Linked DNA regions of Homo sapiens: region 2 is linked to region 1. Evidence: chromatin contacts called from ENCODE Hi-C or POLR2A ChIA-PET data. All regions are on one chromosome and are shown on one strand. Each heading gives the region's core, a stretch centred on a gene start or an enhancer-like site at or near the end of the contact. The rest is flanking DNA. Distances are from core to core; before and after follow the strand shown. Region 1 overlaps DIXDC1 (DIX domain containing 1). Region 2 holds the start of PLET1 (placenta expressed transcript 1).

Evidence for each region. A loop is a pair of places that touch in the nucleus more often than their neighbours do. ChIA-PET counts read pairs that join two places held with the same protein, here RNA polymerase II (POLR2A).
Region 2: POLR2A ChIA-PET joins it to region 1 with 16 read pairs in activated CD4-positive, alpha-beta T cell. The contact joins the promoter of PLET1 here to the enhancer-like site in region 1. A Hi-C loop is called at or near these places in 2 of 168 maps with a recorded cell type or tissue (GM12878 and IMR-90) and 1 of 37 single-sample maps with no recorded cell type. POLR2A ChIA-PET finds 5 or more read pairs at or near these places in 3 of 52 experiments (CD8-positive, alpha-beta memory T cell, GM12878 and activated CD4-positive, alpha-beta T cell).

The regions. Positions count from the first base shown.
Region 1 is chr11:111,944,091-111,948,459 of GRCh38, reverse strand. The region is part of intron 1 of DIXDC1 (DIX domain containing 1); the gene reads right to left. Among named protein-coding and RNA genes, the nearest start is that of DIXDC1, 8.9 kb to the right of the region's middle. Within about 2 kb of position 1,884, at least 4 of the 41 ENCODE cell types and tissues checked have a DNase peak (open chromatin) inside an H3K27ac peak, as active enhancers do.
Region 2 is chr11:112,259,307-112,263,333 of GRCh38, reverse strand. It overlaps PLET1 (placenta expressed transcript 1), which reads left to right and starts at 2,474. Exons shown (of 4, transcript NM_001145024.1): 1 at 2,474-2,928. The coding sequence starts at 2,745. LOC100132686 (a long non-coding RNA gene) reads right to left here and starts at 3,069. Exons shown (of 1, transcript NR_133566.1): 1 at 1,938-3,069.

The DNA of each region.
Region 1 (4,369 bases), core at 635-3,134:
GTGACCACCAGGGCAAAGGAAGTAAGCGTGGTGTTGAAAGTGCTTGAAGTGACTGACGGTAAAGTCTGGGCCAGGGAGAAGAAATTAAGAGACAGTGGATAAGCCTTAAGAAGGTAGAGGACAGGAAGGAAAGGAGAACTTGATGGAATGAAAAAAATAATTTTAATGGGAATGTAGGACCGTGAAAACTGGGGTTTTGAGCAGAGTAGAGTTTCAGAGTTCAAGATTTCAGGGATGGGAAAATTCTGTAGAGTAAGTTTCAAGTGTGGCCTCGGTATGTGGCCTTGTAGAAGTGGCATGGAGGGGGACAATCATTACAGTGGGGACAGTCCAGGAACTGGGAGGCTAGACTGTGGATCCTGAAGTCCTGTCTAGAGAGTGTTAGAGACTAAGGTGCTGAGGCTATTTGGCATTCTGTCCAGATCCAAGTTACTTCATTCTTTTCTCTTTTTTTAAATTTTTGATTTTTGTAGAGATGGAGTCCTTGCTATGTTGCCCAGGCTAGTCTCGAACTCCTGGCCTCAAGCCATCCTCCTGCCTTGGCCTCCCAAAATACTGAAATTATAGGTGTGAGCCACCATACCTGGCCTTCATGTAACTTTAAAAACTAGTTTGTCTTCAATTAAATCATTGATGAAAAAAATTTAGTTGAAGATAAGCCTTTGGCATGTCATCACTATGTTTGCATGCTGACGTGAATCTGTTCAATGGCATCTAACAGCGATCAGAGCTTCACAAGTGAATAGGGCTAGTCTTATCCACAGGTGAAGGGTTATACTATCCTTCTTTAGGCTGCTGCCTCTCCCTTTATGTCTAATTTAGGGAGACAAGCACTAAACTGTCTGTCTCTCTTTGACCTGAAGATATCTGTACTTCTCATCCAAGGGGCAGGCAAGACCCTGTTCTTCCTATAAATGCCCACTGCCAGCTCTGAAGAAACTGACTTAAGGACAAAGTAGACACTTGTGAAGGCCAGCCATGCCATCCACTTCTCCCACAAAGCAGTTTTGTCTTCAAAGAGGCCTGTGGGGCAAGCCTGGGCCCTGAGTGGCTCTGCTGCTTGATTTGAACAATATATTAGGGCTTCTCTTTCTGTAGCAGATGAAATACCATATGCCTTTTACAGGAGGCTGTTACTCTCTGAAAGGTGGACTAGTAGTTTCATTTCTTCATTTTTTTTGGCCTCATTATTTTTTAAAATTATAACTTGTGTAAGAAGCAGATATGTAAAATAGGGAAAAGCAGTGCTTCTCTGATTAGGCCAGGGTCAGGAGTCCAAAACCCAGCTCACTCTTCCTGTGTTTCTCCACCCTCAAGCCCCCACCCCTACTCTCCAGCCATCTAAAGTAATTTAAGGGCTTCACACAGCAGCTGAAAACAAGAACCAAAACAAATATAAACACCAAAAGAAAAAAAAAACTGCATTTTGTTTCCTTCTAACACTATCATTTTACAAGTCTATTATTCAGTGACAAAAAGATACAACAGGCTCAGCAAAATGGAAATATCTGGAATATTGAGAAATAGATCTTGCTTATTCTGGGGACAGTGTCCATAGGCACTCAGAATGGTCCAGCATTTGGCATACCATTGTAGGCTTTTCTGCAATACAGCCTCTAACAAAATTAGGCTGTCCCAAATCCCTGTTCACAGAACTGTTTACCTTCATACCAAGAAGGTTGGGAAAACACCAAAATCTGCATGTGGCGTGTGCCCAGGCCGACTTCAATGAGTTCCTGCTGTGACACCTAAAGTTCTTAAGAGGTTCTCCAAAATAAACAAAGGAAAAAAAACATGTTGGCTGGGTGCAGTGGCTCATGCCTGTAATTCTAGCACTTTGGGAGGCTGAGGTAGGCAGATCACTTGAGGCCAGCAATTACAGACTAGCTTGGCCAGCATGGCAAAACTCCGTCTCTACTAAAAATACAAAAAAACTGACCAGGTGCAGTGGCTCACACCTGTAATCCCAGCACTTTGGGAGGCCAAGGTGGGCAGATAGCTTGAGGTCAGGAGTTCGAGACCAGCCTGGCCAACATGGCAAAGCCCCATTTCTAATAAAAATACAAAAATTAGCCTGTAATCCCAGCACTTTGGGAGGCCAAGGCGGGCGGATCATGAGGTCAGGAGATCGAGACCATCCTGGCTAACACGGTGAAACCCCGTCTCTACTAAAAATACAAAAAATTAGCCGGGCACAGTGGTAGGCGCCTGTGGTCCCAGCTACTAGGGAGGCTGAGGCAGGAGAATGGCGGGAACCCAGGAGGCGGAGCTTGCAGTGAGCCGAGATCGCACCACTGCAGTCCGGCCTAGGCGAAAGAGCAAGACTCCATCTCAAAAAAAAAAAAAAATACAAAAATTAGCCGGGCGTGGTGGCAGGCGCCTATAATCCCAGCTACTTGGGAGGCTAAGGCAGGAGAATCACTTGAACCCAGGAGGCGGAGTTTGCAGTGACCCAAGATCGTGCCACTGCACTTCAGCCTGAGCGACAGAACGAGACTCCATCTCAAAAAAAAAAAAAAAAAAAATTAACCGGGCTGGTGGTGTATGCCTGTAATTCCAGCTACTTGGGAGGCTGAGGCACAAGAATCCTTTGACCCCAGGATGCAGAGGTTGCAGGGAGCTGAGATCGTGCCACTGCACTCCAGCCTGGGCAACAGAGCAAGACTCTGTCTCAAAAAAAAATCCATGTCAGCAAGGCCTGTGGTTGTTCTATGTGTACTAAATGTGTCTGTGACAGAACCAAGCGTGCCTTCCTTATTCAGGAAAAGAAAAAGTATTGAACACACCAGCACAAAGTCAGAAAACTAAACAAATAAATGAAGCTCTTTCGCATAACAATTAAAAAAAAAAAGAATTATATTTTGATTATGACCCTGGATCTTGGTCAAGAGAGGCAAAGTAGGAATGATCAGATTCCAGCTAGGCTTACAGTGATAGTGTAGCTAACAGCTCCTGGGGTAGCTGCCCAGCCCACAATGATTCCCTCTTCTTTAAGAACCCTCCTCTGTGCACACAGTGGTGGGTCCTATGACCAGGTTGGTATTGTATCACCCCCTCCACTGGTCACACTTGATTGGTCTGCCAAAGTTGATTGGTGAAAGCCAGCCAATCCCTGGAACTTTCTGAACTGGCATTTAGGAATAGAATCAGTCTTCCTCCTCCTCCCTCATCTCTCTCAAAGTTGTAAGATATAAAACTTAGACGTTGCCATAGGCCATGCTGCCCACCTGAGAAGGAAAAACCAGCTCTAGTAAATGGGAATAAAGCCAGCATAGAAAGAAGCAGACAAGAGGCAGAGAACAGAGGAAGAGATCCTGCCAGTGTCAGAGTTCTTGATTTCATTGTTTCTGCTGCATCCCTGCCCTTTCCATGGTTTAGTTTTTCTGCCTTTCCTTGGATTCCATGAGTCAATAACGTCCACTTCCTATCCCTGCTAGTTCAAGTTGGGTTTTTGGCACTTGTAACCGAACTAATTTTTTAAAAAAGACCAAGACAGTTGGTACATACTACGTGTGTAACAGTGTTGAACTAATCTCAGTCTGGAGTTTCATGACTAATTTGTTCTAAGGAAGCTAAAAGGATGCCAGTGTAATAAATGTCTAGAACAACTGAAGGTTTTCATGGTAACCACCCTCTGAGTCAGGCCTCAGAAGAAGTCAGTCAGTAGACATAACAAGAGTTAAAACTGTCTGAGAAGGATTTTGGCTTGATGAGACTGGACCCCTCTAAAGTTGTGAGAGCAGTGATAGTACCACGAGGTGGCCGGTGGAAGGAGGCTTTAGCAATCCCATAATCTCCATCAGCTTCCTCCAAGACACTCCAAATAACCCTATGATTTTAGGTAAAAGTCTTCTAGTATACACAATTCCATCCAAAATCTTCATTTGTGCAGGAAATCTTGACCTTGAAAGCTTTCTTGCCACCAAATGTAACCTTCTTCCTGTTTTTCTTTGGGACCTGCCCTTCCTTCCAAACAGGTTTGTAAGCCGAGCCTCAGTTCTCTATCTCCTCCAAGACTCAAGCTCACAGAATTCCTGCAGGGGACTTATTTGCTAGAGTTGCGAAAGCACCAATGGGGCTTCACCAGGGAAGTATGTGGTATCTACTGTTCTTAGAGCAGAAACAGCCAAGGAGGCGACTCTATGTTTTCCTGCTGGCAACAAGAAAAGCAAACAAGAAAAGCAGAGAGCTTTTGTGGTATGCTAGAGAGACAGTTCAGGAGGAGACATGAATGGCTCAGGAAGGAAATTAGTTTTACAGTGAAACCAGATACCTGTTTAGAACTCTGAGACCCTCCAGCAGCAGAAGATGAGGAGATGAGGGTGGGGAAGTTGCTGAGAAACTAAGAGCAAGGCTAGAGATTTAAAAA
Region 2 (4,027 bases), core at 1,225-3,724, 310 kb before region 1:
CCATGCCAACTCTTATTATTACCTGTCATTTTGACAGTAGTAATTCTAGCTGTAAAGAGGTATCTCATTCAAGTTTTGATTTGCATTTTCCTAATAACTAATAATGTCGAGCATCTTTTCACATGTCTATTGGCCATTTGTACATTTCTTTGGAGAAAGTATTCAAATCTTTGCTCATTTTTAAATTGGGATATTTGTCTTTTTGTTATTGAGTTGTAATCTTTATATATTCTAGAAACTAGGCCCTTTTCAGATATATGATGTAGATTATCTTTTCACTTTTTTTTTTTTTTTAGATGGAGTCTCACTCTGTTGCCCAGGCTGGAGTAAAGTGGTGCAATCTTGGTTCACCGTAACCTCTGCCTCCCGGGTTCAAGCAATTCTCCTGCCTCAGCCTCCTGAGTAGCTGGGATTACAGGCACACACCACCACGCCTGGCTAATTTTTGTATTTTTAGTAGAGACGAGGTTTCATCATGTTGGCCAGGCTGGTCTCGAACTCCTGACCTCAGGTGATCCACCCTCCTTGGCCTCCCAAAGTGCTGGGATTACAGGCGTAAGTCACCGTGCCCAGCCCTTTTCACTTTCTTGATAGTGGCCTTCAAAGAACAAAAGCTTTTAGTTTTGAAGTCCAATTTATCTATTTTTCCTTTACTTATTTTTGCCTCAGGCATCATGTCTAATAACTGTTGCTTAAACCAAGGTTATGAAGATTTATACCTATGTTTTTTCCTAAGAGTTTTATAGTTTTACATGTAGGCCCTTGGTTCACCTTGAGTTAATTTTGTATATGGTACGAGTAGGGCTCCAACTTTATTCTTTTGCATGTGCATATTCAGTTGACCCAGCACCATTTATTTCCCCATTGAGTTGTCTTGTTACCCTTGTCAAAACCCAGTTAATAATAAATGTGTGGGTATGTTTCTGAAATCTCAATTCTATTTCATTGATGTATATGTCTATCCTTATGTCAGTACCACACTGTCTTGATTACTGTAGCTACACAGTAAATTTTAAAATTGGGAAGTGTGAGTCCTCAAACTTTGTGAGTTTTGTTTGTTTGTTTTCAAGATCATTTTGACTATCCTGAGTGTATTGTTATAGTTTTCCGTATACAAGTCTTGCACTTGTTTTGTTAAATGTATTCAATTGACCCATCTTCAAGTTCACCAATACTTTCTTCTACCAGTTCAAATATGCTGTTGAGTTCTTCTGGTGACTTTTTAAAATCGTAGTTATTGTACTTTTCCATTGCAGAATTTCTATTTGGCTCTTTTTATCATTTTAATCTCTTTATTACTATTCTTTACTTGGTGAGACAATCACCAAAATCAATCTCATACTTTCCTTTAATTCTTTAGACATGATTTTTTCTAGTTCTTTGAACGTATTTATAAAGCTGAGTTAACGTCTATGTCAAGTTCAGCGTGTGGGCTTCCTCAGGGACAGTTTCTGTTTACCTGGGATGTTTTTTTCTTCTGTATAAGCCATACTTTCTTGTTTATTTGTATATCTTATAATTTTTCTTGAAAACTGAACATTTAAAAAACATGAAGCCAAGCAAAGTGACTTATGCCCATAATCCCAGCACTTTGGGAGGCTGAGGCAGGAGGATTGCTTATGCCCAGGAGTTCAATAACAGTCTGGACAACATAGCAAGACTCTACAAAAACTATAAAAATTAACCAGGTGTGATGACACGTGCCTATAGCCCCAGCTACTTGGGAAGCTGCAGCAGGAGGATCACTTAAGCCCAAGAATTTGAGGCTGCAGTGAGCTATGATTGCACCACTTCACTCCAGCCTGGGCAATAGTGAGACTGTGTCTCAAAAAAATAAATAAATACATACATACACACACACACACACACACACACACACACACAAATGTGACAACTTTGGACACCAGACTCCCTTCTCCTCCCTGAGTTTGTTTTTGTTGCTGTTTGTTATTCTTTTTTATTGTTGTTGTTGCTGCTGTTTGTTTTATGACTTTCCTAAATTAATTATGTGAAGTCTGTATTCTTTATCATGTGTAACCACCAAAGTCTCTGTTCTGTTTGCTTATTGACCAGCTAATAAATAGATTTTTAAAAAATTTCTTTAACTAATAACTCTGGAACCAACAAGTCTCCCAGTCTTTGCTAAGCACTTCTGCATGTGTGTTTTGGGGAATGCCTTCAGTGATCAGATAGGCAGTTTACAGCTCTACCTTAGCCTTTACTTCTTACTTGTGCAGAGCCTCAAGGTCGGCCAGAGGTGAGTAATTAGGGCCTCCTCAGGTCTTTCCTGGGAATGTGTGTAGCCCTGCACATGCACATGGCTTTTTAGATTCCCAGGGATTCGTCCAAGCTTTTCAAACCCCCTATAGACATCTCATTCCTCAGGGGTTTATTTTACATTTTACACAACTCTGAATTTCACTTGCTGGTATTCACATCTTCTCAATGGCTTTCTTCAAACAGCAGATGCTGAAATGACAGGCGTAAAAGAAAACCATATTCAGGACATTCCCTTTCTTGAGCAAAACTGCAATTTGCAAAATCATCGGTGACAGGTAATGGTGACTGGTGATTCATTCCTGGTGATGTCTTGGGCCAAATTCCAGAATCCAATGTATATTCAGAAGGGGCAGGGAGAAGATCTGCATGTATGACTTCACCCAGAAGCCCTGGCATATAAACAAGAGGTGAGTTGTCAGTTTCACCCAATTCCAGGCCTAGCACTTTCCAAACAGACTGAGACCATGGCAGTCTTCCATGACATGCTGCTGCAGCCACTGGGGATGTTTCTGTGCCTCAGTCTGCAGCTTTCTTCTGCCACCTTTATAAGGTACAGTAGCACCTGCTTCACCTTTGATGAATACTACACCATAACCCTAGACATCAAGGCCAGTTCACATATCTACGAAAGCAATGCAGTCTATTCTGGTGAGTAGAAGCCATGCTCTCTGCTGTCCTTTGTTCCCTGAGGGAAATTAACCAGAATTTCAGAACACACCCCTCTATCGCTACTCTCAATTATACAAAACATGTGTCTTCTGAACCAAATGGGAAGCAAGGGAAGGAAGACAAAGAATGAGAATTAAGGGAGTGGGCTGGGGGGCTATTTCTGCAAATTCCTTGTGAACTCAAGCCACAGGAGCGAGAAAGCCCCAACCCCAGATTCACTGAGTCCCAGCAAGAGCACACTTGGGGTAGATTCTCTGACTTAAATAAAATGGGCAGTTTTATCATTTTAAGGGATAATCATTGCATTCCAGTGTATAATCTTTTCTCTTTTTGTTTTTGTTTTTCTGGAGACAGAGTCTCACTTTGTCACCCAGGCTGGAGTGTAATGGTACAATTTCAGCTCACTGCAACCTCCGCCTCCTGGGTTCAAGCAATTCTTGTACCTCAGCCTCCCAAGTAGCTGGGATTACAGGTGCACACCACCACGCCTGGCTAATTTTTTGTATTTTAGTAGAGATGGGGCTTCTCCATGTTGACCAGGCTGGTCTCGAACTCCTGGCTTCAAGTGATCCACCCACCTCAGTCACCCAAAGTGCTGGAATTACAGGTGTGAGCCACTGTACCCAGCCTCCAGTGTGTAATCTTTTCATATCTATTTGACAATATGATGCCTCTGGGGATAATTGTGTACTGCATTTAGTCCGTGGGTGAAAAAAATCTAATAAACAACACAGGGGAAGTATTACTAACCCACTTTATGTATGAAAAGCCTGAGACCAAGGGAAATTAAATGACCTGCCCAGAGTCTCCCTTCTAGTAAGTCATAGAACTGGCTCTTGAATCTTAGTCTGTTCATTCTTAATCCAATGCTTTTCTTAGAGGTGTCCAGTAGATATTTTTTATATAGCCCTTTTTGAATCAGCCAAACCTAAAAGTCAAGGAATATGCTTTCTAATTCATTTCATAATAATAACACTTCCTATGGTGTTTAACATGTAATAGTGACCTATTAGGGAGATATCATTATCATTCCCATTTTGTAGATGAGAAACAGAGACAGAGATGCTAAGTGACTCTT